Linked DNA regions of Homo sapiens: region 1 is linked to region 2. A link is a contact called in ENCODE Hi-C or POLR2A ChIA-PET data. All regions are on one chromosome and are shown on one strand. The core of a region is the stretch at or near the end of the contact, and the rest is flanking DNA. Distances in the headings are between cores, read along the strand shown. Region 1 overlaps ARHGAP24 (Rho GTPase activating protein 24). Region 2 overlaps ARHGAP24 (Rho GTPase activating protein 24).

The links. A loop is a pair of places that touch in the nucleus more often than their neighbours do. ChIA-PET counts read pairs that join two places held with the same protein, here RNA polymerase II (POLR2A). Pooled maps may share reads with other maps.
Region 1: a map of B cell shows a loop between it and region 2 (2.1-fold over the local background). The contact joins two enhancer-like sites. A Hi-C loop is called at or near these places in 5 of 168 maps with a recorded cell type or tissue (B cell, CD14-positive monocyte, astrocyte of the cerebellum and 2 more), 1 of 37 single-sample maps with no recorded cell type and 5 of 50 pooled maps. POLR2A ChIA-PET finds 5 or more read pairs at or near these places in 3 of 52 experiments (HEK293, OCI-LY7 and PC-3).

What each region holds. Positions count from the first base shown.
Region 1 is chr4:85,741,659-85,745,868 of GRCh38, forward strand. All of the region lies in intron 3 of ARHGAP24 (Rho GTPase activating protein 24), which reads left to right. Among named protein-coding and RNA genes, the nearest start is that of MIR4451, 21 kb to the left of the region's middle. RefSeq lists a silencer at 378-672. Within about 2 kb of position 1,818, at least 12 of the 41 ENCODE cell types and tissues checked have a DNase peak (open chromatin) inside an H3K27ac peak, as active enhancers do; they include B cell and CD14-positive monocyte, where a contact is called at or near this core.
Region 2 is chr4:85,679,178-85,683,077 of GRCh38, forward strand. All of the region lies in intron 2 of ARHGAP24 (Rho GTPase activating protein 24), which reads left to right. Among named protein-coding and RNA genes, the nearest start is that of MIR4451, 41 kb to the right of the region's middle. Within about 2 kb of position 2,179, at least 7 of the 41 ENCODE cell types and tissues checked have a DNase peak (open chromatin) inside an H3K27ac peak, as active enhancers do; they include B cell and CD14-positive monocyte, where a contact is called at or near this core.

The DNA of each region.
Region 1 (4,210 bases), core at 568-3,067, 62 kb after region 2:
TTGGAGGGCGGGCAACAATGTTGAAACTGGCTGGAAGTTGAGAGAGAAACTGAATTTGTTTCAGGGCCTAGTGATATTTTAGTGCATAATTTTATAAAATAACAGCTCCATTCCATGAATATAGGAGAGGAAAAAGATTATTGAGAAAATAATTTTTTTACAGGCACTGGTACTTTTTTTTCATGTTTTGTGTTGTAGTTGCATTTTACTAGAGCAGCTGACACCATTCTATGTGGTCTGATTATGTAGTTCAAAGACCAAAACCAAATAAAAAGATCTACTCTTTAAAAACTCTCTTTTCCAATGAGAGGATTATGGAAAAAGTGACAGTGATTGAAAGTCTGTGTTCTATTTGCCAGAGTGGGGGAGGGAGTGGTAAGGCAGGTTGACTGGGATAGACCAGTCACGAAGGAGCTGGAACATTCACCCAGGCCAATTGCCATGTGACTTGTAGAAGGTCTGTGGGGAAGACACCATCTGCCACTGTTTGGCAGGATTTGGCCACCATGGCACAGAGTGGGCAATTGTCCTCAACCTTGGAGGCAGAAGCTGGCAGCTGGCCAAAAGTCTGCTTTCTCCCAGAAGAGATAGGCAGTCACTGAGCCGAGATACTGATGATGTCTCTCTCTTATCGTGCAACATGGAGAGCGGGAGAAAATGAGGGAGGACAGAAGAGAGGAGAAGGAGGAGGAAAATAAGAAAAGGAATACTAATTAACTCAGCCTGTCTATCCAGCTAAGCTTGAGCTTGATTTTGCTCTCTAGTTGAATGGAACATGCAACCTGAATTTCTGAATAACAGAATTACCAAATTACTGTTTAAGTGTTTGAGAAAAAAAGGTGAAAAGTGTGTGTACTATATGTATAGACGTATAGATTGACATATAGTGAATTGGTTAATTGAATGTCTGCATCAGATAAGAAGGTGTTAGGTCAATTTCCACAATAATGCCATTAAAATCGGTTCTTTGATTAAATCCAATTAACAGATGTGGAAACTGAGGTTTGTGACAAGGTTCAATCCCTGATTTCTGTGACTCCAAAGTATGTGCTGTTATTTAATGTTTATGTATTCTCTATTATGAATTGTTTTCAAGTTTTTTAAAATATCACTAGCTAGCCTGTACGTTTCTTAGGAGGCAAAAACAATTGCCTTAAATTTTGTTATATTTTAGTGCCATTTTGCACATAGGTTATAAGCAACAGATAATTTCTGTAATCTTTAGAATATCGATTAAACTTGTTAAAATGTAGATATTTTGAAATCTCACACAGGACACCTAAATTATGTAAAATGTTATAAACTTTATGATTTACAGGGGCCCTGGAGATGGAAGTTCTGAAAAAATGTTGCCTTTATTCAGTATTAGTGCATTATCAGGGACTCCAGATCTCAGTTAAAATGAGAGAATCTGAATCTCTAGGCAATGATGAGTGTTTCTGAAATTCAGATTCACCAGAAAGAAATTGAAAGCAAAGAGAAGACAGTGTTGTCAAATTATCATATAATTCAGCTAAAAAAAAAATCATGGTACTTAAGTGGGAGCTAGAGCACATCACTGCCTTTAAGAAGATATTTAGGGGAATAAAAGAGGTCTGGGACCTCGGAGGTGAAACTGAGAGAAAGACAAAGGGACTTCAAATCAAGCATTTGAAAGAGCCAATGAGGGGCCAGATGTGGTGACTCACTCCTGTAATCCCAGCACTTTAAGACGCCAAGGCGGGATCCCATCTCAAAAAAAAAAAAAAAAAAAAAAAAAAAAAAAAAAAAAAAAAGGCTGGGCATGTTAGTCCCAGCTGTTTGGGAGGGTGAGGCAGGAGGATCACTTGAGCCCAGAAGGCTGAGTCAGCAGTGAGCCATGATTGCACCACTGTACTCTAGCCTACGTGACAGGGCGAGATCCTGTCTCAAAAACAAAACAAAACAAAAACAGAAAAGAAAGAGCCAATGAAACAAAACCCACAGAGAAGAGAAGCAGAACTGTTGTACCAAAGTAACAGTTCTCAAATCTTTATTTTCTTTCTTTTGTGATAAGACACACAGGCCAAATAAGACTGACTGCAAGTTAGCACAAGAGTGCAACGACTCTATGTTATCCTGGCTCCCTCATTCAAGGAAACACGCCAAAACTTAAGTAAAAATAATCTTAAAACAACCTTAATTATAAATAAGCAAATCTCTTACAAATGGCACTACTTTATCATTAATTAGCAACTACTAAGTTGTAGCATATAACACAGAAGTATGGTATCAAGACTGAAAACTAATTGATTATTTAATTCCTAGCATCTTTTCAAGTTCTCAAATCCCAAGATTTGCCTATGGTTGCCACCAAGAGCTATGGAATTATTGTTTGGTAGGTGATTTTCATCCTCCATATTAAAAACAAAAACAAAAACAAAACCATTCTTTTTAAGGAATTCATCCATTTGTAGATGCATCTGTTTCCAGTGGTTCCAGTGTGTTTGTTTTGATTATCACATATGAATTCAGCTTTGTCCAAATATTTATAGAAAAACATAGAAGCCATGTTCTACTTGAAAAGTGCTTTTCATTTTGTAAGACCCTTGAGTACTTTACTTGTAATACCACAATTCAAACATATTTGGATTAAGCTTCAATCCTGGAGAGGCAAGGAGTCTGGCTTATGTTCCTTGGAATGGTTATTTGCTTGATTTTGAATCCCATAATCCCTGAATCTATGAATTTTTAGGATTCTGTTTTTAATCTCAGTCACATACTCACTCTATATGTGTGAGAAAGATATAAGGCCCAAGTCACAAAATAAATGAATAGAATTTCTTAAATGAGAGCAAAAAATTAGTACTCTTGGAGCACAAATTCAAGGAGAATGGATCTTTAGCATATTGGTTGTTAAATGCTACCCCAGTGTTTAAGGAGAGAGAAAAGACACACAGAGAGATAAAGAGAGGTTGAGCTGGGAAGCAGATGACTGAGGTCTCTCCTAAACCCTCCATCCTCCACCCTCCACGCGTTAGAGGCAAACCAAGAAGTTACTTGTAGCTGTGACATTCCTGACTGACAGGACTCCAGAACAACTTGTAACAAAAGAGACTTGAATCATCTTTCATATTGGTTTGGGATATTTTTTCATTATGTATTGCTGCTTTTTAAAATGGTTATTTAGTCTTTTAAAAATATATCTTTCCCCATGCATGCCATTTGTTTGTTAAGTCCTTATTTCAGAGAATTCTTAAAGGTAGTCCAATCATTAGAGGGAATTAGCCAGGCGGTACAGAATATCATATGCCAGCCTCCACTAAACAGCTAGACAAGTCTAAATGTGCCCTCCATTTTCAGAAGCCTTCTTTAATCCAGTCTCAATGCTCTCCACTATTAATTCCAAACAATGTTTAAATATGAGTGTGAGGTTAAAGCAAGGTGCTTTCATCCTTAAAGTGGTTGTCATTGTCAGATATGAGTAAATTTGTGCCCAGGAAAACGTGAAAAGGAGAGAAGCTTATAAATTTAACCAGCGGCCGGGAATGGTGACTCATGCCTATAATCCCAGTACTTCAAGAGGCCGTGGCAGGAGAAACACTTAAGACCAGGAATTTGAGACAAGCCTGGGCAAGATGGCGAGAGACCCCAGTAACTACTAATATATACCGTAGTATATATATAATATATAGTAGTATATGTATATATACATATATACATATATATGTATTATAGAGTATATGTATTATATTGTATACATACATGTGCATATATAATATATATAGTAGTATATATACATATATATAATATATATATACACATATGCTGGGCATGGTGCTGTGCACCTGTGGTTCTCAGTTACTCAGGAGTCTGAGGCAAGAGGATCCCTTCACTCCAGGAGTTCAAGGCTTCAATGAGCTGTGCTTACACAACTGTACTCCACCCTGAGTGACAGAGTGACACCTTATCTCTTAAAAAAAAAAAACTATAAGAAAATAAAATCAACAAGTACATCCTGTGTACCTACTTGCATACTACACAGTATGAAAGACATAAAAAGTGAATAAAACATAGTCCTTGAACTTGTGAATAATCTCATAATAATCTAATGGGCTACAGATTACCAAACTAAGTGTAATACATAGAAGAATGTTCTTCATGCTAAATAAAGTCCTGGAGAAGTTTGTTGGAGGGAAAATTTCTATTACGTGGCAAGAATCTATAAGTTTCCAAGTTCTGCAGATTATTC
Region 2 (3,900 bases), core at 929-3,428:
AAAGCTTGCAGGTAGCAGCCCTCAGAGAGAATAGATGGTGAATATTTCTCTCAGATCTTTAAAGGTTCATACTCTCAGTTCATCTTTCCTAGACCTGGACAAGGGGGGCTTCAGAGAAAGCTTGTTTGCATCTTTTGTTTACTTCACTTTATTTCTCTACAGATGCAAATCTCCCCCACAAAAGACAGATTTGCAGGGCTACTTCTGTTTGGGCCCTCTGAACAGCCGTGCCAAAATGTATTGAGGAAGTGTATTTTGGGGTGAAATATTTTGGTTTCCTTTGACATCCACTGTGATGAAAATCATTTCTTCAGAGAAGTCACCCCTGCATACTTGTATCTGTTAAGATAATGTCCCTGGTCTTACTGGTCTCTGGCCCTCAGTCCATTAATTTTTCATCTTACGCACCTCCACATTACACATTTTCTACTCACAGCTAATTCCAGTGTCCTCCTTTGAGGCACATGAAGATTTGACTGCCCTTCATCTTCCCTGGAATCCTATACTCTGCAGGTACTACACCATGTTGGGATGGAGTGGGAAATGCTGCCACTCGCCTTCCTGACATGCTAACCTGAGGAGACTAAGCTCAAGGTGGTCAGATACAGACATTTTCCTCTGAGAGTCTCAATAGTGTCTGTCTCTTGCTTCTCTCCTTTAATTCTCTTCACCCATTACAGTTCAAAATTACATTATTTTGAAAAACCAGTTGAAAGTGGAAATAAAGGGTAGATAAGAGGAAATATATTGGTTCTACCCAACTGCACTTTCTATCATATTTTTAGTCTGAAGGTTTTAAAGATTGCCATTAATTTGAAATTTTTCCTCTCTGCTTCTACCTCCCTTCGAGGAGAAGAGAAGATCCTTTTAGAGCCAAAATGTAGCATGGTCATGAGACAGTAAGGAAGCCCAGGAAAAGTGCATCATCAACACCGCAGTTGATATCATCCAATCACAGTCATCTCTAATATTATGAATCTGATCGGCATGAGCAGTACAAGGGAACTTTCTGGCCTCTGTGTAAATAGTCCCATTGATATGAAACTACCAAATTCCAGAGGTTTACCTTTATATCCTTGAACAACTCTCATTTCAAAACAAAAATAAATTTAATTTAGCTGAAACTGAAAGCTATAAGAAAGGTTTTTATAAAGCCCTGCCTACCCAATGCATAGTCAACCTTTCATTGAATGTCATCCTGCTAAAGAAAATTGCAGATGTGAAAACGACTTGCAAAATTGAAATCGCTTAATACTGAGAGCCAAAAAAAGTATCAAAGAAGTTTCACTTATCTTCTCTAATTTAAATTTTGATGATATTAAACCGTGAGATCACAGACCCAGGAGTTATGGCTTCTTCATTCCAACTTACAGTATCCTGTTTCTATTATGTACCCACATAGCACCTGTAGAGTGTGAGATAATGCTGTCTTTACATGTCTCAGAGTAAAATTGATATTTAGAGGACTCAAGTGACTAATCCAGGGTCTCACAGGTATTAAGTGGCAGAAATTAAATAAAAAATGAAAATATTCTGAAACCAAACCCATGTGCCTGGATGTCTTTGCATTATTCCCCATTTTAATGGGGAATAAATATATATAATATTATAATTATAATTATAATATATAATAAAGCACTACATATATCATGAGTTAAGACCTATATTTTGAGTATCACAGCCTTCCTGAAGCTTAACAGTCCCCTCTAACAAGAATGAAAAATCTCAGTGATGAGCCTTTCTTTTTCATATTTTTCTGATGATTTCCTAAAGTGACAAATTTATAGAGAGAATTCTTAGAGCACATTTGTTTAAAGGACAGCCCTGGAATCCAGAAATGTGTCTTGAGGATACACCTGAGCTTTTATACTGTAGAATGTTCTCAAAATTCAACAGAGCCTTAAAATATGCAGAAAAACTCCCAGTATAATTTTAAGACTTGAAACTAAAATGGTGTTTTAACTCATCAAGTCTTGCTTTCTGAACCTGTCTTTTCTCAATTTTTTTATGAGACAGTAGGATTAAATAAGAATTGTCTATTGCATTATAAGAAGCCAACCAGCCCAGCTGACTCCAGCATAAGCAACTTGACAATCCTATGACTCAAGTCTAATTTGAGGTCCCAAATAAACAGAGACTTCTGGTTTTGTTTCAGATGCCAGTAATTTTTCTCCTTGTTCCTTCATCCAAGAAGCACCACGAGCCTAACCACACAATGAACAGCATTTGATACAATTAAACATGATGTAAGTTCAAGAAAGCCTTTGCTAACTCATGTGACATTCAACTCTCCACTTCCCTCCCAGGGCTCCTTCCTGTTTAGCACAGTGGAGCCAGTGCTGGCTGGTCAATAGTAGATAGCAGCTGCATTGAGTTTTCTGAATGCATCTGGAAATCACAAGATCACCCCAGGAGAGTACCCGAGTTTTCTAGGAAAGAGGCCAAAGCATTTATATGCATGCAACTTTAAATATAATGATTCAGAAAAATCTATGTATTCAGATCCTGCATGCAAAACACAATAGGTAACAGTTCTTCATGCAGGATCCTCTACAGGATCTTCATGGAGAAAATTGAGCTGTCTAAGCTGGACAGAAGTCATGCCTTTTACTTAGCTCTTCATGTCACTTTCAATTCAATAACCAAATGCTTTCTTGTGAAGGGTAGGGACAAATAAAATAAATATCACAGGCTAAAATGTATTGACCACTTAGTATTTGGGTTCTATTCAAAATAATTTATATGGAGCATACATTTAATCCTTAAAATACTCCTAGAATGTAGGTGCTACTATTATCCTCATTTTACAGATGAAGAAACAGGGCAAAGTTAAGACACTTGCCCGAGATCAGGACATAGTATAGAGCATAATTTAAATCAGTCCATCTAACTCAATTCTGGGCTTTTAAACACTGTGTTATATTCTCCGCTAAAGGAGGATCCCTTTCTGGAAGCATTGACCAAGCTCAGCTGGACAGTGTCCTCTAAGTGTTAGTATGAGCAATCCACTGCCATTGCGTTAAAAACAAAGATGTAAAGAAACCATAATAAGCCACAGATAGAACAGAATTCTTGATTATTTATATTGTGTGACTTTACAATTATGCCAGCAGAGTGCTCTAATTTGAAAATAGTATGCTAGTTTGCTCTATTACCAGAAAACAATTAAAGTATCTTATTTGAATGAGAATAGCCAGTGGTTTGTGTTGTTTCAGACTTGTGCATTTTTACAAAGCAGGAACAGTCAGGCTTCCATGTGGCCCTATAGAATTACCTAAGGGAAATCAAAGACAGCCATCCTGACTCTTCCAGCTCTATGGCCTTCTCATATGGCCACATGCAGACCAAACAGCATTGTTTTGGGAGCCAGCAAGAAGAGAGATGATATGGAAATGCAGAATCATCAGTTTAGCCTCCAGAGAGATAATTCAAGTAATTGCCTCCAAGCAATGCAAAAGATCATAGTTAAAGTTGAATAATCAAGAGCAAAATATTACTGCCACTTTATGCGGTTCTTTGCACTTTGCTTGCAAAGCATATTGCAAGCTCCTCCTCTTGACAGACACTCAGAAGCAGACACTATGAAAACTGCATTGATTAGCTTAAGAGTATTGGACTCTCTGTAAAGGATACAATGTAGAGGGAACTTTCTTTGGAGAAGTAGAATTATTCCTGTGTCTCACTAAGGTAGCCAATATACCTCATGCGTCTCCAATATATTATGCACTTTCAAAGACACATAATATGATTTGCTCATGAATCTCCCATACCAAAAATGATCTTTCTTTTGACTTTGCCTGGTACATTACAATAAATGAGGGAAAATTATAGATTTCTATACCTATACTGATCTTGAGTTTAGGGTTGCAAGCATGAACTGAGTTAAACCTTTTACTCCTC